Linked DNA regions of Mus musculus: all the other regions are linked to region 1. Evidence: chromatin loops called from intact Hi-C (ENCODE). Cell type or tissue: heart. All regions are shown on one strand.

Region 1 (8,000 bases):
CAGGAGTCGGCCCCTCCCCCTTCAGTAGCTTAAAGCCTTCGGGCCTCGGCTCCCCAAAGGCCGAGAAGAAGCGCTTCCAGGGTTCCGCAGTATCCTGCTCTCTGTCCGCGACCCTCAGAATGCTGCGCGTGCAGCCCGCGGGAGCCTGTACTCAGACCTAAGTTGCAGGCGAACCGCAGAGAACACACACCTGGCCCTGGCAGTGACAGTTTTTCCGTGATAGTCAGGGGTCACTTGGAAGTGAATCAGACCCCATTCCACGGGAAGCAACTATCCCTTGGAGGCAGGAGCAGGGAGCTTCGAGCTTACGTGGCACCCCAGGTGGCCACGCGTCGCCCCCTCTCCCGAGCACCGAAGCTGCCTTTTAACTTGGACGCGTCCACGGCGTTCTCGGAGCGCAGTGACTCCGCCAAGAACCACCCGAACTTGCAGTTGGACGCTGAGACGCGCCAGGACCGCATCCCTGTGTTCCACTCCCTCTCGCACCTACCTGCTAGGCTCGGTGTCGGATCCCAGCAAAGCAGCAGCGCCAGCAGCAGCGCGCTCCGCACCCCGCTCCGGGCCCTCATGCTCCTGTCCCCCGGCCCGGGCGCCTCTCCCTCGGGGTTCTTTCCCGGTCCCCAGCCTCGCCGCCTTCGCCTTCGCCGCCGCCTCGCCGTTCTCGCAGGCGCCCGGCAGCGCCAGCCCGTGCCCTCCGTAGGCGCAGAGGCAACCGCGCAGCGCCGGGAGGCCGCCCGGCGACTAGGAGCGCTCCGGGAGTCGGACGCCGCTGGGGATCCCGGCTCTGGTGCGCCCTTTCCGCGCTCTCCCGCTGCGAGCGCCGTCCGCGCCCTGCTCCGAAGTTGTGCGATCCCAGTGGAGTGCGCTCAGCGGCGCTCGTAGCGGCCGCGCCGCGAAGTCTGTCCGAGTGGGGTGTGTGCTTCCCTCTGCGCCCTGCCGCTCCCCGCGGCTCCGCGCCCTCGCCCGCCCTGCCGCCGGCCACAATGCCCAGCGCCGCCGCGCGCTCGCCCTAGAGTCAGCGGGCCGGGGCGGGGCCTCACGCGATAGAAGGCGGGGCCTGGAGGACGGGGGCGGAGCCACGGGGCCCAGCGAGGGGGGGTACCCTACCGCTGTGTAGGCGCGGCCGAGTTGGGGCCTTATCAGAGGGGATCCTTGAAGAACGCAGGATCCAAAGCACCGGAAAACCGGTCCGCTGAAAGCGGCGGAGTCTACCGGATTTTCTTTCCAAAAATAAAGGAAATAAACATTCGTACACTTCTTAGCTTGGGTGTGAATCAGCTTTCGCTTTTGATTCGGTCTCAAAAGGGGATGGGGGTGTTTAAGAAAAAATGTCAAACACTCAAGTCCTGGTGGAGCGGGGGATGTAGTTGGGGAGTTCCAGCTGTGGATATTTGGGCATGAGTTAGGATCGTGATTGGTTCTGTTTTTCTCCTCGACCCAGGACAGAACTCTTTACGTGGGATCCGGAAGGATGGCTCATCCTAGGATATGGTGAACCAGTCCAATTGAATAAAAGGACGTGTGTGGGGAGGGAACCTGCTGCTGTGTTTTGCTCCGAGCACAAACTTGGTTCTGGTTCTGCTCCTTAAGCGCGTGACCTTGAAGGAGCTGCTTAGCTGTCTCCATCACTGTCACCTGTGAAATGGGGAAGAATGATGTTAGCTGTCTCATAAGGGGTTGAGGAGCAGAATGTGGGAAATAGGTAGAAAGTGGGGGCACAAATGGTGGCATCCCTTCCCAAGGTTCTTGAAGGAAGTCCTTGTCACCCAGAGGTGGGCCCATAAGCTTACGTGACCAGAGGAGACTTGGGAGATGTCTGTGCATCCGCTCACAGGAAGCTCACAGCACTTCCATGTGGGAGCCCACTAACGGGCTAATTCCATAATGCTATAAAGAAGCAGCCCCTACCCCTTATCTGCTGACCTCCTAAGCTTTTCCTCTTTGCAGATCTGGATCAGCCCTCTTCTTCAGGAAGAGAGCAGCCTAGCCAGGTTCTGAAGTCGGGTAGGAGGGTAGAAGGGTGGGAGGGTGGGAGGTATCCAAAAGAACCTAGTATTCCCAAGTTTTTCCTAGATTGGAGAAGAAAGGTTTGGGAGCCATAGTTGCTGACTAAGAGGTTGGTGGTGTGAGGGCAGAGAAGCAAGAAGATCCATGCTAGCTGTGTTTGGGGGAGAGGGAGGCAATGAAAGCGGGATTTCTCGACACCCCCTCTATCCCAACTCCACAAAATGAAGACTGGAGATCTATAGAAGGCTGTGGCTATAGGTGACGCCCCACATCATGGCTGGCCACCCAGGCCCAGTAGGGTGAATCCGGGTGGAGTGAACGCCCAAGGCAGGACTTTGGTTTCTGTGGGCAAAGGTAAACGGGCTATTTTTATCCTGGCCTGGAACAGCATGAGCAACAGCAGTGGCTGAGCACACCCAGCCTGTTCCACCCATTCCAGACCGCAAGCACGCAGCGATACACGCCCCTCGGACAGTTACACATACCTGCAAAGGAACACACAAGTAAATACACAACAGAGACGCACAGGTGCAAGATGACCTTTCCTGAAACACCCTGTGTACAAACAGACATCCACCTAGAAAAACACCCATAGACCAAAGCCTGTGAGATTAAAAACCCCAAACATAGCTCCAGGCGCACACACAGAGACATCTGACTGGAAAGGCAAACAGGTATTTGGATATTTAAAGACTGGCAGGAAACACCCGCCTGGGATGCCTGGGTACCAACACTCACATCCCATGTTCAGACCGGAGACCCGGTCGATGAGGTCAAGGGTGCTGTGCCTGAGAGCTCAGTGGATGCCTCAGGTTCACACTCCCCCACTGGGATAGAAAGTGTTTTTCTTTAGACATTGCTTAATTCCTTCTGGGGTGAAAGGGGTGCAAGAATATTAAGTATTTCCCTTCTTCCTACCTAGCCCCTACCCACCCTTCAGTCTGGAAGTTCTATTTTAAAAAAGCAAAGGCGACTTTATTCTAATTAACTCACAAATAAAAGCATCACACAGCTAGCTCACGGCAGCCACTCTAACCCTTGCGCCATTGCTTCTGGGCTCTATCTGTCTCTGTGAACATCTCTGTATTTAGAATGTCCAGTCTGAGGCCGTGGGGCCTCCTTGGGGCTCTGAACTTTTACTGTCAAGTACAGTTTTTATTCAGTTACACACACACACACACACACACACACACACACACACACACACTATAACAGAGTGGAAACTAGATTTAAAAAAAAAAAAAAACAGATTCATGGGCTAGAGAGATGGCTCAGTGGTTAAGAATACTGTCTCCTTTCCCAGAGGTCTTGGGTTCAATTCCCAGCAACCAAATGGTGGCTCACAACCATCTATCCTGGGGTCTGGTGCTCTCTTCTGGTACTCAGGTGTATATGCAGATAGAGCACTCTATACATAAAATAAAAGAAATATTTTTTCTTTTTTTTTTCTCCCTGCCCCTAAATAAATCTTTTTAAAAGGATTCATATTCTTTCATGACTGTTTGTCCTTTTGTCTCTTCTGCCTTTCTCCATTAGCCAATTTCTCCCCTCTTAACATCTGCTCATGGAGGTCTGTCTCTTTGGAACTAGCGTCAGCCCTTTGAAGGAATCTCCGTTATCTCCTCTGGCCCTACGTATGTTAAATCTCAGGGAGATTTTTCAGCCACCTGCAGCAAGCCCCAGCGCCCCACTAACCCCGGTAGTTCAGGGAACCTCATCTTTGGTCCTCAACTGAGAATGACCACGTCCCTCCCATGTATAAGGCCCCACAGCCCTAGCAGTAACACAGTGGAGACGTTGTACAAAACTTTCCAGAAGCATCGTCATACCCTGTGCCTTGGCACTCAGTCAGGGCAGGGGGAGGGGGCGCTACTTCTAGTTAAGAACAAGGATTGCCAAGGCTGGCCTCCGTTTTTTCCTATTTATCATGGCATGTCAATACAATTTCCTGCACACAGTCAGATGCATTAGGAGGCGAGAGAAAAAGAGAGGCTGTTGATCCAACGCCTACAATGGCCCTGAGAAGGAGTCTCAACGCTCTACCTGCATGTCTTGGAGGTTTTGCGGCGATGTCCTGGGATGTACCAGGAGAGGGGAGTGTTTAAGGCTGGAGGCAGGAAGCCTTTGTTGGGGCACAACTGCTTTGATAGCTTGGGCCAGTCTTCACCCTTAATGGTGGCTGCAGATGCTTCGGGGACCGGACCACTCTTAACATGATAGCGTGTAGGACTGGAAGGTGGACCCCAGAGGATGGATGCAGGCCCCAGGTCCCCGCCCAAACCACTGCTCCCATCCCGACTCCCTGCTGTTCTTACCTGCTTGCTGAGAGATCTTACTTAACCTTTCCGGGCTTCAGTCCCCTCCGTTGCAAAAAGGAAATAATCACCACTTCTCAGGACTAAAAGGAATATGCATACTCACTCTGAGCTAGCTGAGTAACAGCTCCCTATTTCGTAACAATTATAATTTGAAAGCAGCCTTTGGGGCTCCCTGAAACAGTGGCTAGCAGCCTGGACAGGGCATCTCCAGCACTGGCCATGCTCGCGGATGCCACTAGGCGGCGCACTGCAGCCTCAGCTTCCTTGGCGCCGCAGCAAGCAGAGTAGGCTAACTGACTGTCTCTGTCCACTCTTCTCCCAAGAGATATTTCTCTCCCCTGGGTGATAAAAGTCGGGGGTATGCGGGATTGTGAGTGGGAATAGTTCAGAATAATGTTCACGAGGCTTCTCCTGATTAGTCCGGGACAGAAGAACCCTAAGTCAGTTGTAAGCTGCAGAAAAGGAAGTGTCTATGGTTGAAGTCCTTCAATTTGCCATAATATTAGCATATTCAATGCTGATCCTGGCCTAAATCCTTCACATGCTAGCCACACACATGGTGCTGTGGGGGACCCCATTCACAGATGAAGGCAATGAGACCTAGATAGTAAGTTGAGGGCAATGGAGAGTCCCACCCTGACAGAGTAGATCACAAGCTGGAACTTACCTTTTAAAAAATTGAGATGAGGGGCCAGAGAGATGGCTCAGGCAGTAAAGTGCTTGCTGCAAACCCAGGAAGACCTGAGTTCAGATCCAGAACACCCAGTAAAAACCAGGGTGCGGTGTGTCCTGTCAACCGCAAGCTGTGGAGGTCTAGGTCCAGTGAGAATCTCTCTCTAGAAACATAAGGTAGAAAGTGATTCAGGAAGACATGATCCCCTAGGCTCCACGTGGGTGTACACACACACACACATGTGCACACACAGGAACTCGGATAACATACACAATACGTAGAGAAATAAAGATAGCTGGTGAAGTGGCTCAGTGCCGGGCTTGAAGACCTGAGTTCACTCCTAGAATCCCACCAGGGTGGGAAGAGAACACTGATTCCCAAAAGTTGCCCTGAGCCATACATACACTGTCTCTAATTTTTTTTTTTATTTTGAGAGTGGGTTTCTTGTAGCCCAGGTTAGACATGAATTTCTAATCCTCCTGACTTAACCACCTAATTCCTGGGATTACAGGCCAGGGCCATCACACTTGGCTTCAAAATTCTTTTATTGACAAATTTATGAAAGTAAACTTTATTTTAGTGATGAGTTTGGTTTGCAGAAAAATTTAGAGCACGATACAGAAAGTTTCCCCATGTCCCCCTAGGAAGTCCCCTTTGTTATGTCTAACACACATATGGAATGTTTACTTCATGTGGTGAGCCCATGATGGTACATTATGAAGAAGCAGAGTTCAACCAAGTTACCTTGGCATGTGCCTTGTAGCCTCATTCTGGGATGAGGTCTCAGCCAGGACCTGTCTCATGGCGACTCCCTAGGGTCCTGTTGGCTGTGCCAGTTTCTCAGCACTCCACCCTCATTTCCAATGACCCTGGCAGCTGAGGATGATCGGCTAAGTATTTTTGGAAGATGTCTCCCATCTGGTATTTGCCCATCATAATTGTCTCCAACAGGGGGTTCTGATATTCCCTAGCTATAGCACTTCAGCTTGTACAGTGGGCTCTGATTATGGGCAAGCATGCCTTTGACATGTCCCAGTGAGTTCACCGCCCTAAAGTTGGGATGCTGGGGTGGGGGTGGGGGAGGCAGATAATACCCAGGGGCCAAATAGGAGAAGGGAAAAGGAGGGCTTCCAGGCACTAAGTCACAGGGACAAAGGCCCTGAGGAGAGGTGGCAGGTGTGTGTGTGTGTGTGTGTGTGTGTGTGTGTGTGTGTGTGTGTGTGAGCTGCACGATCACATACTAGGGAAGGAAGAGACCAGAAGGGGTGGTTCCAGCCAGTTAGTCCTGTGTGCCAGAGCTGAGGTCTAATACTAGGGAGATGGCAGGGACTCAGGGTTGCTCACTGACTGCAGAAGGCCGGGAACATCGTTGGGATTGTATGTCACAGTAATCTGAGGTGGGGTGGGCAGTGAGGGTGGTGGCCACCGAGTGGTCCTACAAAAAGAGAACCTTGTCCCAGGGCTACAGAGAGTCGACTTGGGGGATACCTAGAGGGAGGAAGACATGTCTGGAATAAGGAACCAGTAGGAGAAGCTGTGAGGTGGTGAAGGAGGTAGTGGAGAGCTGGGGTTTAGATGCTGTGAGTTCCGTGGACTCCCCAGTCTCTCTCCGTGGTCATCCCAGTCTCCGTGGACTCCCCAGCACACAATGGTGAGCACAGCACAAACTGGTATGCTCAGGAGTGGTTATTGTTTCAAAGATAAGGACAGTGGCTGATGACCACATGGATAGTTTCAGCCCTTACAGCCAGGAGTGCCAGATGAATTAGCTGTCAATCACTGTGATAAGCCAGAAGAAGCATGGTCATTTCCTGTGTGATTTGCGGGGCTGTGGAAACTCCCGTGTCCTTACGTTTTTAGGACAGGCTTTCTCGCTGGTCACCTAGGATGTTCTTGGAGGTGGATGTTAGATGTGAGCAAGTTAAACTGGAAACCAGGGAGCTGAAAGGCAGCTCAGGGGCTCAAGTGCTTGAAGGGAGAGCATGAGAACCTGAAGTTGCATCCCCAGAACCCATGTATAGGCAACTGTGCAGCCTACATTTGGAACCTCAGCATTCCGGTGGCAAGATAGAGGCGGGGTCAGGAGAATCCCTGACAGCTCTAGGGCCAGCTAGCCCCGTGTGTGCATGTAACAGTACATTTGACTGCCTCAGATAAGGTGGATAGTGAACTCTAACTACAGGGATGGAGGTGAGAGGAGAGGGTGGGGGGGGAGGGAAGGAGAGAGAGAGAGAGAGAGAGAGGGAGAGAGAGAGAGAGAGAGAGAGAGAGAGAGAGAGAGAGAGAGAGTAACCCTGGCTGTCCTAGAACTTGCACTAGAGATGAGGCTGGCCTCTAACTCAGAGATCCACCTGCCTCTGCCTCCTGAGTGCTGGAGTTAAAGGCATATGCCACTATGTCTTTATCGTCTTCCTAAGTCTGGCAAGAGAAAAAAATATTCTTATGATCAACAGTTATGAGCAATTACTATGAGGACCCGCATTCAGTTCCCAAAAGCCACATCAGACAGCTCATAACAGCTTGTAACTCCAGTTCCGGGATGATCTGACGCCCTTTTCTGGCCTCTGTGAGTATTGCATCATGTGGAGCATCCACAAATGATCAGGCACACACATACATACCCACATTCATAAAAATAAATTTGTTTTTTTTTTATAGGAAAATAAAATTCCCTAAGGAAAAGGACTGATCTGAGGTCTCTGTTGGGGACATACTGTGTTCTTATGACCAGCCCACCCCATCAGTCTCTCCTAAGTCATGAATGGGAATTATTGAGATAAAGGTCAGACAAAAGGAGGGAACACAAGTTACTACCCTGCCAAAAACAAAACAGCAAAACACAAAACAACCTTTTTCTGCTTTCTCATAGTTGACTGTGAAGACATTCCAACTTCAATGCATTCAGGTGAACAGTGAGATACCTTATTTAATAAAAAAAAAAAAATCTACAGTCATTTTATTCTATATTTATTCAGCTCTCGGCAATGCAACTTCCTTTTGCT
Region 2 (8,000 bases), 150 kb after region 1:
CCTCTCTCCTGAGGGACACAGCCCACCGCATGGCTGGTGATTAATACGCTCTGAGTGGGGCCCCGACCCCTGTCAGGGACATCAAGGTAAGTGCCTGTGAGCAGGCTGAAGCTCCTCGGATGAATAAATAATAGCAGCAGAGGCGTAATGGGATCCAGGGAGGCTGCTCAGGATAATGGAGTGACAGACACAGCATCGGAGCCCCAGGGACCTGAAAGCCCAGAAGAGTGGCTGGAGAGGCAGGGAGTGGTGTGTGCCCTTCCCAGGACTGACCATGGAAATTGTCAACACCTGTTCTGGCTCACTGGGGAATGACTGGCTCCAACTGTAGTCAGTCCCTTCGGAACCACTGCTGCTTGGCCAGGCTGAGCCAGAGTCTCACACTGCGCACACCGACAACTCAAAGCACAGAGAGAGGGAGTGAGGCCAGCTAGCTCTCCACAGCCCCTGCTGGCTCCAGTGCTGATGGTCCCTAAGGGGGTTTCTCCTCTCTGGTCATTGATCCCTTAACTGGGAACTGTTCCACGGACTATGCAGGGTCTCGGTGGTGCTCACTGCCCGGATGAGAAAGCAGAGAGAAGCTCTTGATCAGCCTGCATGAGGACCTGAGTTCCGTTCCCAGAACCCATGTTTAAAAGTGTGGTATTCCACACTTGTAATGCCAGAATTGGAGAGGCAGTTCCCTGGGCCTTGATGACCAGTCAGCTTAGCCTAGCTGGTAAGCCCCGGGGCCAATGAGAGTCTCTGTCTCAAAAACCAAAGTGGACACCATAGGAGAGACATCTGAGGTTGACCTTTGCCCTGCACATGCATGCACAGACAGACAGACAGACAGACAGGCAGGCAAGCAGGCAGGCAGACAGGCAGGCAGGCAGGCAGGCAGACAGACAGGCAGGTAGACAGGCAGGCAGGCAGGCAGGCAGGCAGGCAGGCAGGCAGGCAGGCAGAGACAGAAATGTTGCAGGAAATATTTGAAAAGAATGGCAGTTTCCACACTTTGTCCCTGGTATTCTCTGCCCCGGTGGTCTCACAAGCTAGTTCTTATCTTGTGGAGACTGACTCAAAGCTCCAAAACCTCTCCACCCAGCTCGCTAAGTTCTCACTGGCAGGTGGCTGCCATGCCAGCCCCATGCTTCAAATCCCCCATGGCCTTTGTGGCACACATCAGGCAAACCCACGCTTTGCCACTGTACCTTTCTCTCTGGGTTCCAGAGGAGCCTCTCCGTGAAGGAAAACGCAACACAAACTTAGTTTGTGAACAATGGTAACTCAATCTCTGGGCGCAACAACTAAAATCCTAACTTGTAAGCCTTATTAAATCTAGGTCCTCCAGCGGCGAATCCCACCAACAGAGAGACACAGAGACAGAGAGACACAGACAGACAGACACACACACAGACACAAAAGCATGCATACATAGGAACACACAAAGAGGGGTGTGTGAGTCCCCCAAACAGTGTCATAAATTAAACCACAGTAAGATTGCACCAGAATGGCCCCATGAGAAAAGCTGGCAGTACCACATGCTGACCAAGAAGATATGGGTTCCCAGGTGTCTCACACTCTGCTGCTGTGTCACAGTCTGCCCTACTTCTGCCAGAGCCATGTTTTCCCTCCATGATAGACTCTGTCCTCTGAAACCATGAGCTGGAACCCCCTGCCCCCAAATTGCTTCTGCCAGATATTTTGTTATACTTCTGAGAAAAGCATATACCCATGATGCTCCCCGTGACCACGGTCAAGGGCCAGGCTGCTGCCCGTGGCTCGCCTAGATGCCCTGCAGCTGAAAGTCAGCTCAGGGTCACCAAAACCCCACAGCATTTCGGGCATTGGAAAATGTGTCCTCTGGGCTGGGATTATTGTGTAAATTAAAAGGCCCTCTTTCCTAGAAGACACAGACCCTTGTCACACAGGATTAGATTCCAGCTCTCCTGTGCCCCATAGTCTGGACCTTTGTGCCCAACTGCACCCAGGGATCACTGGGCCCTTTTCTTTTTATTATGTGTATGCATGTGGTGGGGGTATGCACATGAGCGCAGGTGCTGCAGAGGCCAGGAGAGGTCATCGGATGTAGCTGGAGATGCAGGCAGTTGTGAGCTTCCTGAACCCAGATCCTCTGTAAGAACAGTACGTGTTCTTAACTACTGAGCTATCTCCCAGCCCCCCTAACCTCGCTGTCTTTGAGCAAGTCCCTTGCTTCTCTGTGTGCTTCAGTTTCTCCCTTGTAGAGTAGGAATCAATAGTTGTAAAGACTCAGTGATATAACAGAAAGAAACTTGCCTTGAGAACTATGATAGGCTTGGGGTACATGCCGTTCCCCTCCTAGCCTGGCAGACAGATAGAAGGTGGATGAATGGTTGGGGCATATGAAGGTTCCTCATCCACTGGATTTGGAAGCTCCTGGGAGGCTGGTGAGGAACACCTCTGAGTGTGTCCGTGAGGGGGTTTCCAGAGAGAATTAACTGAGGGAGGAGACGTACCATGAACGTGGCTTGTACCGTCTCAAAGCCTGGCATCCTGACCTGAATAAAAGCTGAGTATAGTCATCTTTTCCTTCTGCTTCCGAGCCATGGGAGGTGGACTGCTTGGCTCTACCATACAGTTTCCCCCCCGTCATGGAACAAAATTTCCAAAACTGTTAACCAAGATAAATTTTTCTTTCCTTGTTCCTATCAGGTAGAACTAACTAATACAGGGAGTGAGTGTCTAATAGGTAGAAATGGAGAATAGGTGATTGGATGGATGGTCAGATAGGTAGGAAATTAGATGGATGCATGGATGGATGAATGGTTCACGGATGCATGGATGGATAGATGCATGGATGCATGGATGGAAGCAAGGATGAATGGATGGATGCATGCATGGGTGGATGAATGGATGCATGGATGGATAGATGCATGGATGCATGGATGGAAGCAAGGATGAATTGATGGATGCATGGATGGATGCATGCATGGGTGGATGAATGGATGCATGGATGGATAGATTGATGGATGGGTGGATAGATGGGTGGATGGACAATAAGATGATCTCTCAACTCCAGCTCTTAGTTCTTTGTTCTCCCTGGAGCAATGAGAGGCAAGAGACTTGGAAGCTACAGTCAGTGTCTTCTGATCTCTCTTTTGTCCCCCAGGTATCCCCAACTCAGTCAGTCTCAAGATCCTGACCATTTGAGTTCGAATGTCTCTGAAAAACTTCTCCAGTATGTTTGGAAAGGGCCATGGCAGGAAGGTGAAGGGAGTTCACATCTTAGGCCAGTCCCTCCCCCAGCCCATGAGGTCCTGCTCTCCATGGGATGGAGGAGCAGAGCCCCCTCCTGGGCCCTGATCTGTAACGAGATAACTGATTGTTCTTTCCTCTTATTCTCCTTCTCCATAAAGGGCTAGACAGAGACGAGGCAATTAAAAGGCGTTCCCAGCCGCCCAGAGAGATTCAATGAATATTAACCGGCTTCCAGCTGCCGTCTGGCAAAGGCCTTGGAGCAGACAGCTCCAGAAAGGTTTCTGGGCCCTTGGGATGACTCAATTTTCAAGAGAACAATAGGGGAGTTTGCTCTGCCTGGTGACCATTGAGCGTCTCCTGCAGGAAGAAATGAGGTCCTGCAGCTGCCCGGATGTAAAGCTTGAAGAGACTGGGCTGGGATGCAGAACAGGGACTCTGAAGTCACACACGTGGTATCTGTCACGTATGCAAGCATCTGAACAGACAAGGTAGTTGGCTAGGTGTAGAGGGATTTGTGGGAACCAGGGGAAGGCTGGAACCAATATGGGCAGGGTCACCAGACTTTGTGGGCTTTTTTCAGAGAACAGGAGTGACGGTGAAGAAGAGAGGTGTATGTGTCTCATGCACACACCTTACTTAACCTGTCGTGTCCTGCTGGTCCTCTGGTCCAGAGTAGACAATGGAGATGCACAGGGAGTTGGTTGGCACCTGACTTCAGCCACATCCTGCATCTGGTTCTTAGCATGGTAGTTCAGAAAAGAGCAGAGGCTAGCCCAAAGCCCCGCAGCTACGGAGTACATGAGTGTCAGCTCTCTGTCTCGCTTCTACCTGTATAACAATCATCTTTGGAGCACAGCATATATAGCCCCCACTCCAAAGAGCCTCTTAACCCAAATCTAGATGACACTCCCTTCACAGATACTGGCAGGCCACATTCTATGGACTCGGGAGGAATTCTGTCATTTCTCATTTAGTTCTTTTGGAATCCTCAGTGACTCACATGGTGCCCATGTATCATGAATGGGATGGGGATGTTCAGACAACAAAATAAGTCTACACAAACCTATTCCAGCCTTTTGCTCTTGAAGCTGGGGGTGGGAGTCAAAAGTGTCAACAGACACGCTGTGGATATTCATTCTACAATAGACGAGACAAGCCCTAACCAGAGCTATGGCCTGCCCATCCCACTAGGTTGCTGGTATTCACGGATGGACATGCAATGAGGCCTGGCAAGGGAGCCACCCCCCCCCCCCAGCTGTGAGTTGGCCAGGCAATGCGAACAATCTCCTAGGTAAAGGGGCTCTTCAGTGAGTAACAGGCTGAGGCTTCAGCTCTGTACCTTTTCTCTGTCCTGGTTCAGAACTATCTAGGAAACTCTGGCCTCAACACTCAGCCCAGCCCCGGCCTGGACCTAATCTGCCAGATCTTTCCAGAAGCCTCTGTCTTGGAGGTAGGCAGACTTGGGTACCAAACCTTGTTCAGAGTAGCCCTGAACAAGTTATTAAAGCTCTTGAGGCTCTGTGTAAAGAACTGGAACTCAGGGATGTCACCCGCCTGGGAGCTCAGGTATGAACAGTATATTCAGTAAGTACATTAGCTAAGGTTCTATAGAGAAACAGAACTGATAACATGAATATCTATCTACATAGCTGTCTGTCTATTGGTCACACACACATACGAAAAGGGCATTTATCAACTGGCTTAGAGGCTGAGGAATGGCTAGTTCAACAATAGCTGTCACCCAACCCAAAGACCAAGATCTGGTGCTGTTCAGTCCGCAAGGCTGGATGTATCCGTTGGAATCCTGAAGACGTGGGTTATAATACCAGTGAAGGAATGCCTCAGCAATGGGATAGATGAACTTGTCAGCAAGGATGAGAGCAAGCAAGCAAAAACATCCTTCTTCTGTTTCAAGGTAATCCCGCCAGAGGCCACCACGTGGACAGTCTTAAAGCCAAGAAGAAAATCAATATTGCCAGCCTGCAGTCGCACAGGGAACTTAGTCAAATCACACAGGCCCGAGCTTTACAGATCTTTGTCTTTTGTGCACAAAAACCACATCCTGGTTGTCACACTTCAGTCTGCAAGAAGCAAAACTACAGAAGTCAAAAAGCAAGGTTAATCCATCTAGGAACTTGTCTGGATCCCAGAACTATGGGCTAGAACTTTGTTCCTGTTTTGGCAGGTGTTGTGACCTGCATGCTGGGTTTTAAGGTCAGAATGGTGCCTCTAACGAACGTGGTGTCAGTCATGCTAAGGTCTGGGGACCTGTTAGACTTCCATGTCCTTTTATGTAGGCTGCTACCAGAAAATATGGCCCAGATTTAGGGTGGGTCATCCCATCTCAAATGACACAATCAATGAATGTATGCCCAGCTGTTTGGGTTTTAGCTGATTCCAGCTGTAAAGTTGACAACCAAAATTAGCCATCATGGTAGGCATCAAGTAGGGCCAAGATTGAGATGGCAAATGGGTGTACCACTGCCAGAGTGATGCTCCACAGCAAGCTCACCCCTGCCCCAGGGTGTGGCTGATGAAGCTCCGCCCACCCCATTGGGGTACTCAAGGTGCACAGGCAGTTGTTAGAAAGAAGTCTTATCCTTCCTGCCTGCTCATGAGCTGAGGCTCCTCCCTGAACACTGTCAGCACTATTTTTATGAATCCATTGATCAGCAAGTCTTTGCTGAGCATCTGTCTGGTTCACTACCAGGCGCCCCCTCGATGCCCCAGGGGACTTAGCCAGATGCCTCCCAGATTGCAATCAAGCTGCAGTGTAAGGGCTCTCCTTCGGTGTCTCATATGCTTAGAGCAAGAAGGTCACATACCTCTAATGTGGTGTCAGTCATGCTAAAGTCTGGGGGCCTGCTAGACTTCCGTGTCCTTTTATGTAGGCTGCCACCAGAAAATATGGCCCAGATCTAGGGTGGGTCTTCCCATCTCAAATGATGCAATCAAGGAACATATGCCCAGCTGTTGGGGTTTTAGTTCATTCCAGATGTAAAGTTGACAATCAAAATTAGCCATCACAGTAGGTGTTAATAAACCATGCTAAGATGGAGGTTCTCTGCATTTAGGATGGGCATCCCTGCTGCCTCTCTTCTTGGTAGTGGCATCAAGAAGAGAGGAATGGTACAGCCCATCTCCACCTTGGCATGGTTTATTGATGCCTACCGTGATGGCTAATTTTGCTTGTCTACTTGATTACACCTGGAATCAACTAATACCCAAACAGCTGGGGACAAACACCACAAGAGGAAAGGAAGGACAAGGACCCAAGAGAGAAAGGCTCCCTATGGCATAAAGGGCAGAAGAAGCCCCCTTGGAGCCTGAAGGGGCAGAAGAAGACCAGATGCACAGACCGCATCCACTATGGAAGTAGGAGGTGTCATGGGCTGAGTTGGTACCCAGGGATGTGTCAGATGACCCTTGGCTATGGCAGCTCCTTTCTCCTGGCCATGTCTTGAGTCCTGTCTTTCTCCCTCACAGGTTCTAGAAACAGGACAGCCAGTGGGCAAATACCTTCCAAATTCTGTCTCTTCCCAATGTCTGCCTCGAAGCCAGAATTAGATTGTCACCTCATCTCTGCTGTCTGTTATCATCTGCCTTGGTCATGTGATTTACAAGTGTTCATCTTCATGTAAAAACAACAACCAAAACAAAAAAAAAACAAGCAAACAAAAACACACACACACACAAAACCTAGTGCCTGGAAGGTGTGCCTGGGAGGTGTCCTGGATCTTCATTGACCTCAGTTCTGACTCAGTCTTTACTGGGTCTAGTGCCTTCTGTCCCAGCCTTGGTTTCCTTTATGACCCATAATAAAATTCAACCAAACAGCTGCTTAGGTCCTCCCTAGCACCACATGATCCAGTTCCCTCCAAACACAGTGGCAGTCACAATTTTCCCTCCTTCGCAAAGTCACCTGCACCCGAGACAGAGGCATGCACCTGTTCACAGCAGGGTCCTGAGGACCCAGAATAGTCCCTGACTCCATCCACACTCAGGGAAGAGGTATCTAGGGAACAGGTGAGTTGACAAGTCACTATGTACAGTGAGTGCTTGCATGGGCCAATTGCCGGCCTCTAGGTTTGATGGGGGTGGGGGATGGGGGAGCGGAGCCACTGAGTTGGGGGATGAGTCCGGGAAAGGGAGCCCTGCCTTGAACCCAGAGAGACTGTGAATGGCCAGGGTCACCTCTTTATGGGCTCCACAGCCTTATGGCTGAAGCCTCTCTCTAAGCCAGTAATCAGCCTTGCTTATCTCCCTTTAATTTCAGTGTCTCTTTTTTGATTCTCATAGGAGGAGATAGAAACATCTGAAATCAGACATTGACGTATGGAGAAATCCCATTGCTTCCCAGGCACGCTGCAGGGAGTCCAACGGCAGGTGACCAACTGAGCAAGGCATGTGTAGCACCTGAGAGAGATGAAGCCCACGTCTAACACTGGGAATGGACAGGCTAGGAACTCCGGATTCACACAGCTATGGACTAGAAGAAAGTTTAATTTCATTTATTTATATTACTATTGTGGGTCTGATGTGTGTGCGCCGTGGCACACACGTGGTGGTCAGGGAACTGTGTAGAGTCTGTTCTCTCTTTCCACCTTTGCATGGTTCTGGGGGCCAAGCTCAGGTCTCCAGGCCTCCACAGCAAACACGTGTACCCACTAAAATATCTTGCCAGTCCAGGGATCAGAATCACTAACAATCCAAGACTCGCAAATGCAAATGAGAGTAAGTACGATGTATTGAGTGGTTTGGGGGTCCTGATGACACAT
Region 3 (8,000 bases), 100 kb after region 1:
GTGTGTGTATGGTGTATGTGTATGCATGGTGTTTGTGGGTTGTGTATATATGTGTGTTGTGGTATGTGTGCATATGGTATGTATGGTGTGTGTGGTATGTGTGTGGTGTGATGTTTTATGTGTGTGGTGTTGTATGTATGTTGTGTGTGTGTGTGTTTGATGTGGTATGGGTCTGTATAGTATGATGGTGTGTGTATGTGTGGTGTAGTGTGTGTATGTAAGTGTGTTGTATGTGTGTCTGTGTATGGTGTGGTGTGTAAATGTGTGTTTGTGTGGTGTATGTATATGTGTGTATGTGTGTGTGGTATGAGTGTGTGTGTATGCACATGCATGTGTATACCCATGAGCAGTGTTAAGTAGTGTGATTTCTACAAGAAGGGACTCTGCATCACATTCGAGTATCTCTGCTTCCTGCTATTGCTGCCTCACTTTAGAAATCCCCTCCATACCATCTCTAATCTTTGTCTCTAGGCTGCTTGTCTGGTTCCTATGACAAGAACACCGCTCCCTCCAAAGACAGACAACCTGCGGTCAGGCAGGAGGAGCTAAAGAGATGCTATGTGTTCAATTTCTGGAAGGAGCCATCAGCTACATCAGGAGGGCCCCTGTCTTCAGACAGCTGTCCTGGACCCTGTTCCCAACAGCTACCTCCTGTGTCCGCAGTCCCCACTAGGAACAACAGTCTTCCTTCATAAATCCTGCTCACCACCAGGTCCCTTGTCACATGTGTCCCCAGCTAGACAGACACCTCACCGGAACAGTGGCCCATTTTTTACAGAGTAGAAGGTGAAGAGGCTGTGGCTAGCAAGAGGCTTAGGCGCCCTGAGGACATGCCAGCAGCTGAAATAAGCAAGCTCCTGCATCACCTTCCACTGAAGTCTCAGCCCCAGCATGAGTGACAGCTCCGCTGGACATCACCTCCTGCTGCTCTGAGAGGTTTGAAGGAAGTGTCACCAGGTCCCCGGCACAACCCATGATGCTCCCATATTACAGAGGGGTAAGCTGAGGCATGGAGTAGGAAAAGAACTCGCCCTTAGAGGCACCCCTGGACATGGCAGAGCAAGACAGTCAGTTGTGGAGTCTACACTGCCACCTGCCCCTCTCCAGATATTTCAAGTGCTTAGAGAAGTGGCTTTGACCTTTGAGGTCTATGTAAGCAAGACAGAGTGGTTGCCCAGTCTCCTGCCTGAGTCCTAGAATCCAGAGGCAGCTTTTGAACATGGTCGCTTTGTCACCTATCCCTTGCCACCCTAAGGAAGGGGGCTCTGCATCAGGTGGGGACTCACTGATGTGGCTTCCAAAAGAAGAGACTAGGGCTTTCTGGGAACGCAGAAGAACTCAGCTCTGAAGCCATGTATGTCCCCACCACAGAGCGACAGCACTTCTCAGAACACGCCCGCCCGCCCGCCCGCACACGCGCACGTGCACACGATATTAAAGTCATATTTTTGGTTGCTGGGAAGGCGCCGTTGTCACTTCCTCTGCCCTAGGCAACCTGCTGGTCCAGCTCCTCTTTCACTTCCCCACCCCACTGTGGAGCACCAGCCGCCATCCGTTTGTATTTATATAGATAAATCGGCCAGGCTAATTAAAGTGCTCTTGCTGCAGCAAGAGAATTAATAAAAGGACTTGGAATGGAGCCGACCTAAAGCTGGGGCGCTGGGAGTCAGAGCTGAACCCTCAGCAGCAAAGGAGGCCAGAAGGGCCAGAAGGCACGTGAGCCACCCCACTCCCTCTTAGGGGGAGGGGCCAGCAGACACGTGAGTCACCCCCTCGCCCTGGCGGGGAGGCTAGGGGGACAACGGAACCAGGCTCTGGCAGGATGTGCCCACTCAGATTGTTGCTGGAGGTCAGGTCCCTTCTTCTTAACCTCAGCCTAAGCCCTGGAAGTTAGAGGGAAGTTTGACTGACAGCTTGCAGAGCAGGGTTGTCTTGTGGTGGTGGGATGTTTTCAGGACAGCTAAGAATGTAGACTCTAGTTACAGATGGGCCCCTTACAGCTAGGCAAACCGTTATTATTATTTTTTTAACCAATCTGTGCCTCAGTTTACATGTGTTATGGCCAAAGGCTGAGGCTTGGGTAAAACACACAAGGATCATGGGAAGGTGAAAGAAGATGGAGACAGGGGCTGGGTGGGCTCTGTAAGTGGACCAGGCCCTGCCTCAAATTTTGGCTCTCCAACAGAGCAGCCTTGGGGCCCGAGACCTCTCTTCTCTCTCTGGCTCCAACGCTGCAGCTGGTTTGAGGTGCAGATCTGATGCCCAAAGGGTCTTTGATTGTCACAGAGGGGCCACATGGAAAAGGACTTTGTGGAAACAGTCCAAGGCACAGCCTCATCCAAAGTGACCCCTCTTCTTGGGTTCTGTCTGCAGCTGGAAACAGGTTTTAGAGTCTCAGCCCTGTGCCTGGTGGGGAAGCCACAGGACCCAGACTAGGGGCACCCTAGATTGGTAGACACAGAAACCCCAGCAGATCCAGAAGCAGCCAGCCAGCCTATTCTTAGCCCCGGGTCCATTATCACATGGGCAAGAGCTCACACGAGAGGGAGGGAGAAAGGGAGGAGTCACTGGACTTAACCCTGTGTTGGTCAGGGTATCTATTGGAATTGGAGGAGACTCTACTCTGCCCAGGTAAAGGGATGTGGCTACTGGTGGAGGTCAAGACTGCAGTTGAGCAGACCACCTTTAAACGGGACTCATAGCAGATGCCCATTAGACAGATGCTATCCCCGAGGCCGGGGAAGGACTTGTCAGGGAGATAGGAGGGTCTGTTGTGGGGATGGGGGAGGGCTGAGCATCCCACCGGCCTTCAATCTAAGATATTCTAGGACCCTTGACAAGAATTAAGAGCCCCTGTGAATCCAGCACAAGTACACATTAAGTGGCTATGGGCCGGGCTCAGCCCTTGTCTGGCCCTTGATTATAAGCCCCACAAGCTGTGGGTCCTAGCATTTGGGAGGCATAGATAACCATCACTGGGACCCAGGACAAGGCATGTCCCCTTTATGTGAGCATACCGAGCTGGGAGGAAGGGACAGGTCACAGGCGGGGGTGGGGTGGGGTGGGGTGAGGGGGAAGGGTATAGGCTAGCTTGATTGCAGACCTTAGGAGCTGTGGGGTGATCTCCCTCTTACCCTTTGTCCTAGACAGCACATGACAGAAGATGGCAGAGGACATGTGAGAGAACTCAGAGCTGATATCTGCTTGGGAGGATGGTGTACCCATCCCCTGCTCCCCCGTGGGCCCTCCTGACTGCTTCCCCCACCCCACCCCACCCCACCCCACCCCCCACTCCCACCCCCACCCCTGTCATGTGAGTTTTTGCTCTTATCGGTCAGTGGTCAGTCTCCTTCCTGTGATGGAAGCTCCCGCTCAGGGAGACCTCAGCCTCAGTCCACCAGCCAAGCAGAACCCCTCCAACACTTAGCTATGCGTCGCGTGCTCAGACTCAATTGTCCTGCTTCCTTCAGCCCCGGTCTTGCTGGTCACTCATTTCCTTGGTCATTAATCATGCTGGTCTCCAGTGGTGACTTATTTTCCCTCCCCAGCTCATTTGCCTACAGAAATGCTTTGCTTTGTTGAGAGAGAGAGAGAGAAAAAAAAGCAACAACCCACAAACGCTTCCTGGAGCTAGCTCTTTTCTTTCCTCTCTCCCCTCCCTGACCTCAGAGAAGGGTCCAGGATCGGCTCTGAGACAGAGAAAGAGGTCCTGGGCCACAATGAGGCCAGCCTCAGTTTACACACACACACACACACACACACACACACACACACACACACACACACCAGCAATCAAAACAAGTAATCCAGGGGCTCATGAAAGAGTTTTGGGAGTTCTGGCTGGGGGTGGTCAGAGCAATGTCTACACTGGAGCTTCTGAGTCCACCCCACCCACTTCTGCCCTGCCAGCTAGGATGTTGTATAAGCTAATGAGTTCTGGCTCCTCCAATAGAATAGAACTTGTCATGTGGCCTTTCCCAGGCAGATATCAAAGTGCAGGAAGTGACTCATTGCTGAGCCACCAGGGAAGAAGCAATGTGGGAGGGGCTCCCTTAAGGGACAGGCTGTGGGGAGGAGGGACCGGCAGTAAAAATGGCCAGCCTGCAGCTACTCATTCCCACAGTCAAGACCTCCCACTGCAGCCCAGGCTAGCCCCGGGAGATGATGGTTAAGCTTCTCGAAGCAGCCAAGAGGAATGATGTCTTCCAGATCTGGGTGCAAGCCAGCCCAGGAGCAGTGATGTCTCTGAGACTTGGGGCTTCCATCTGAGGAGTGGGGTAACAGTGTTCCTGGCTTCCAGCAGGGTGCTACAAATAGAGCACTCTGCAGTGCCTGGCACCTAGGATGCGCCCCATAAATACTTGCTATTATTTATTATTGCTATTATCAGGAGCTCTTGCATTAACACTGGAAGCAAGCAATTGAGGGAGACAGCATGCTAGGGGTGGCCTTGAATCGACTGTTTTTTCAGAAGTAAATTATGTGCTAAATCTGGTCTTCTGTCACCGCCAGTAAGTGTGACACAGAAACCCCTCATGGCCACAGGAGCCGGCACAGAGCCCAGAACCAGAACTGAAAGCTGAGCAGCGTATCCTAGGCCACTGGGCCCCCAGGCACTGGGTGTCACAGCTGCAAAGACAACACTCCACCCTGCGCTCCTAGAGCCCTCCGCTCAGCAAGGCCCCAGGCTGGTCTTTGATGGGACCGGATATTCGGATATTTGACAAAAGCCCTAGTACCCAGCTCAAGTGCAGCGGCAGGACCAGTCCTGACCTGGGAGTCTGCAAGCACCCCTGACTGTTCTGACCCTGAGCTGCCCCTCCCACCCTGCATCTGAGACCCAGGTTTGAGCCAGGAACTCCTGGACTCCAGAGCTCAGGCGGGACGGAGGTAAGAAACTAGGCACAGAGGCTGTCTGAAGTTCGACTATTGCTGTAGCTGTGCATTGATTTGAGGTACGGATCTGATGCCCAAAAGGTCTTTGATTATCACAGAGAGGCCACAAAGCTTCTATGGAAAGAGTCCAAGCCATAGCCTTGTCCAGAGGGGCCTCTCTTCTTGGGCTCTGTCTGAACCTCAGATATCAAAGTCCCAGAGTGACTTGAGCAACCAGGAGTCCATTCGTCCCTGCCCAGAGCACAGAGGTACTATGTGGGCAGCAGTGCCACAGGGAGACCTTTTGTGGCCCTTACTGGTGGGGGGTTTCTGCAGCAATGGAGAACGACTGAATGCTGGCTTTACCCCTGAGGTAGGATCAGTCATACTCGGTCCCCTTGACAGCTCCATGACCCTGTCTCCTTCAGAGGGGAGACGGAGCCTATGATTTAAGGTCCTTTCCAATAGAAGCAGCTGAGAGAGAAGCAGAAACTTCAGAGGCAGGAGGAGGTGTGGCCCTGAGAGGGGACACCTGAGGTGGGTAGGCATGACTTCACCCGCTCAGCATTGCCTAGCCTGCTTGTAGACAGAGCTGCCCCTTTCCTTCTTCAGCATAGCCTAGTCATGGGGATGACCGAGGCTTTGCCATTTTACCAGTGGGCCTTTGTTGGCTGAAAGAGACCTTTAGATATTCCAAGCAGTCAGATGCAACAGTGGGCCGAGGCTATTGCATTCAATCGGGCAGGTTGTTTACTGAACAGGGAACAGTGCTTTTGGCGGAGGAGCTGCTAGGAAATGAATCCAGCCTCACTGAACTGCCAACCCCGGGCTTTCCAGGATGGGACTGAATCTGCCCAGAACATAAAGACATCGTGTGGACCAGTGGTGGGTGCCTTGAGAGGGCTTTCCTATAGGGCTGCTGCCAGCCTCAGTTTCCTGCTTCATAATAATCCCTTTCCTCAAATGTATCCCTCAAGGGACATGGGACCAGTGAGCGGCAGAGAAAAATCGATAGACTACAAGCGTGCGTGGAGTGCCTGGAAGATAAGCTTTGGGACAAGGGGAGCAGAGTGCTTTCTTCATAATAGCAGTGGGGATGGAGAGGGCTCAGGGTGTCTAGTCGGGAGGGAGGGATGTGTGTGACAGCCACTTGTGGACCTTGGCGTTTAAATCTGTCCCCTCTTGCTGGCCTGATTTCTCAGGTCACCCAGTGCCTGCCCTGGCGATTGGCCCTCACGGCCTTCAATGATTCCTGTTCATCTCCCTCCACCGGATCAATCACAGACCCACAAACCCTTCTTCAGTGCAAAGCCTGTGAATGTGCAGCTTAGGTCCAAGCCTGGCTCCATCCCCACACTTGTCTCTGCTCAGCATCCCTTCCAGACTTCCATTTCCAAGCATGGTCCTGCCTGTGCTGCCGGGGCCAGCCCGCCCCTCTGGATGGTGCAGCCTGGAGTCATACACAAGCACCTGCAGATTCCCCTACCCCCCACCTCCTCTCTGAAGGAGCCCAGATAAAACAGAGCTAATCCACCCCGGGAGAAGGGCTCTGTGCCTGCGGGGACCCAGGCACAAATTGGGATGTCCTGCCGCATTACTTCTGCTGAGCTGGACATCAACATCTCACCTCCGCACCCAGGCAAGCCGGGGACAGCCAAGGGAGTGGAAAGGCGGTGGGGGAAGGGACCAAGCAGCCACCAGGCCTCCATCAAAGGCGATGGAGAGAGAGCAGCCCAGCCAGAGAGGATTTTTAATGACCCCAAATCCTGGCACCTCATTATGACTCTGATAAGGTGATGGGGCTGTCACTTCCAGATGCAGCCAAGGGCTCCCCAGAGAAATTTTCCTGCCTTCCTGCTAATCTTCTTATAAACATTGTTATTTATTTTCCCTTATTTTATCCGACATGTGTCAAGCAGCCCCTGCTAAGCCTGTGACATCTCCAGGGAGACCAGAGGAGGTTGGCCTGTCACTCCCCCAGTCCTGCCCCCTTCCCAGGCCCTATTCTCTAGCCCAACACATGGGGGCCTGGACGGATAATTTTCCGATGTCTCTAAGAGTTTGGACTGGGCCAGAACTGGGCAACTGGGATCTAGGTGTTGAGTTAGCAGGTCACAGGCCATGCCAACCGGGGCTGGTTCCAAAGGAAATGTGTGTGTGTCGTGGACAGTATAGTTCGTCAACCAGCTGCTCTTGAAGCCTCAAGCTTGCTCTGGGTGTTCTTGGCTAATACCCAGAGTGGCCATCGATGTGTGTGGCTCTGACAGAGGCTGCCCTGTCTTAGGCACTGTAGTAAGCATTCCAGTCTCCCGTTGTTCCTCAGCAAGGAAAGCAAAGGCCAGGGAGGGGAGACTGTACACGCAGGCTTGGCAGCCCAGGCTGCAGAGGGGCTGCTCTGCTCACTCTGGCTTTTTCTCTGGTGCTCGATGCAGGGCCAGTGTTGTGTTTCCTTCACAATTCCCAGGGACCATCTCCCTCCAACCCTCCATGAACCCAGGACAGGAGTAAAGCCCAGTATCTGCATTCTACCTTTAGTGCATGGAAACAGGCCAAGAAGAGAAGGTATGTGGGTCTCTCAGGGTCACACTGCCAGGGCAAGAATCCAGGTCTGAGATCTCTCTGGAAGGCTTAGGGACAGTTGCTAGAGAGTGCCACCAGGAATCTGTCTGGTGTTTTGTGGTGTTGGGCTTCAACAGGACTTCTGCCCTCTGTGTTGCTCCGTAGCCTGTGGTGATGCTGGAAGGCCTCAGAACTTCCATAAGACATGGAACATTCTAGAACAGTGGTTCTCAACCAGCAGGTCGTGACTGCTTGGCAAACCTCTATCTCCAAAAATATCCACATCGAGATTCATAAAAGTAGCAAAAGTACAGTTATGAAGTAGCAATGAAAATAATTTAATGGTTGGGGGTGGGGGCTCAGCATTGGATGAGGAACTGTAGTACAGTGGAACCCTAATGGTGGAACCATTAGGGAGGTTGAGAACCACTATTTTAGAAGGTCTACAACCCCAGCCTACCCTCAATGTTTGTGCTACATACACACATCCCCTTCGGAACCAGGTCTGGTTGGCAACAGTCTGTGATGTAATTCAATATGACCCCAGCAGCGTTCTGGCTGGCTCA

The links. A loop is a pair of places that touch in the nucleus more often than their neighbours do. Peaks named below come from ENCODE experiments on the same cell type or tissue, not always from the same donor. Only the 100,000 strongest peaks of a DNase experiment are listed, where the experiment ranks them.
Region 2: it touches region 1 in a loop (6-fold over the local background); 6 of 42 quality-filtered maps call a loop at or near these places.
Region 3: it touches region 1 in a loop (2.3-fold over the local background); 4 of 42 quality-filtered maps call a loop at or near these places.

The regions. Positions count from the first base shown.
Region 1 is chr10:60,830,597-60,838,596 of GRCm38, forward strand. Unc5b (unc-5 netrin receptor B) reads right to left here and starts at 985. Exons shown (of 17, transcript NM_029770.3): 1 at 491-985. The coding sequence starts at 569. In heart, a CTCF peak has its summit at 890; DNase peaks (open chromatin) are centred at 145, 1,015, 2,265 and 4,565; H3K4me3 peaks cover 1,804 bases; H3K27ac peaks cover 1,667 bases.
Region 2 is chr10:60,981,849-60,989,848 of GRCm38, forward strand. No RefSeq gene overlaps it. Among named protein-coding and RNA genes, the nearest start is that of Mir466j, 25 kb to the left of the region's middle. In heart, a CTCF peak has its summit at 3,586; no DNase peak of the experiment used is centred here; H3K27me3 peaks cover 637 bases.
Region 3 is chr10:60,930,526-60,938,525 of GRCm38, forward strand. It overlaps Pldi (polymorphic derived intron containing), which reads right to left and starts at 7,607. Exons shown (of 3, transcript NR_033616.1): 1 at 7,405-7,607. Gm26947 (a long non-coding RNA gene) reads left to right here and starts at 1,465. Exons shown (of 4, transcript XR_001779779.2): 1 at 1,465-1,760; 2 at 4,546-5,760; 3 at 5,853-7,437. In heart, no CTCF peak of the experiment used is centred here; DNase peaks (open chromatin) are centred at 1,506, 1,776, 4,006 and 4,586; H3K4me3 peaks cover 1,989 bases; H3K27ac peaks cover 5,707 bases.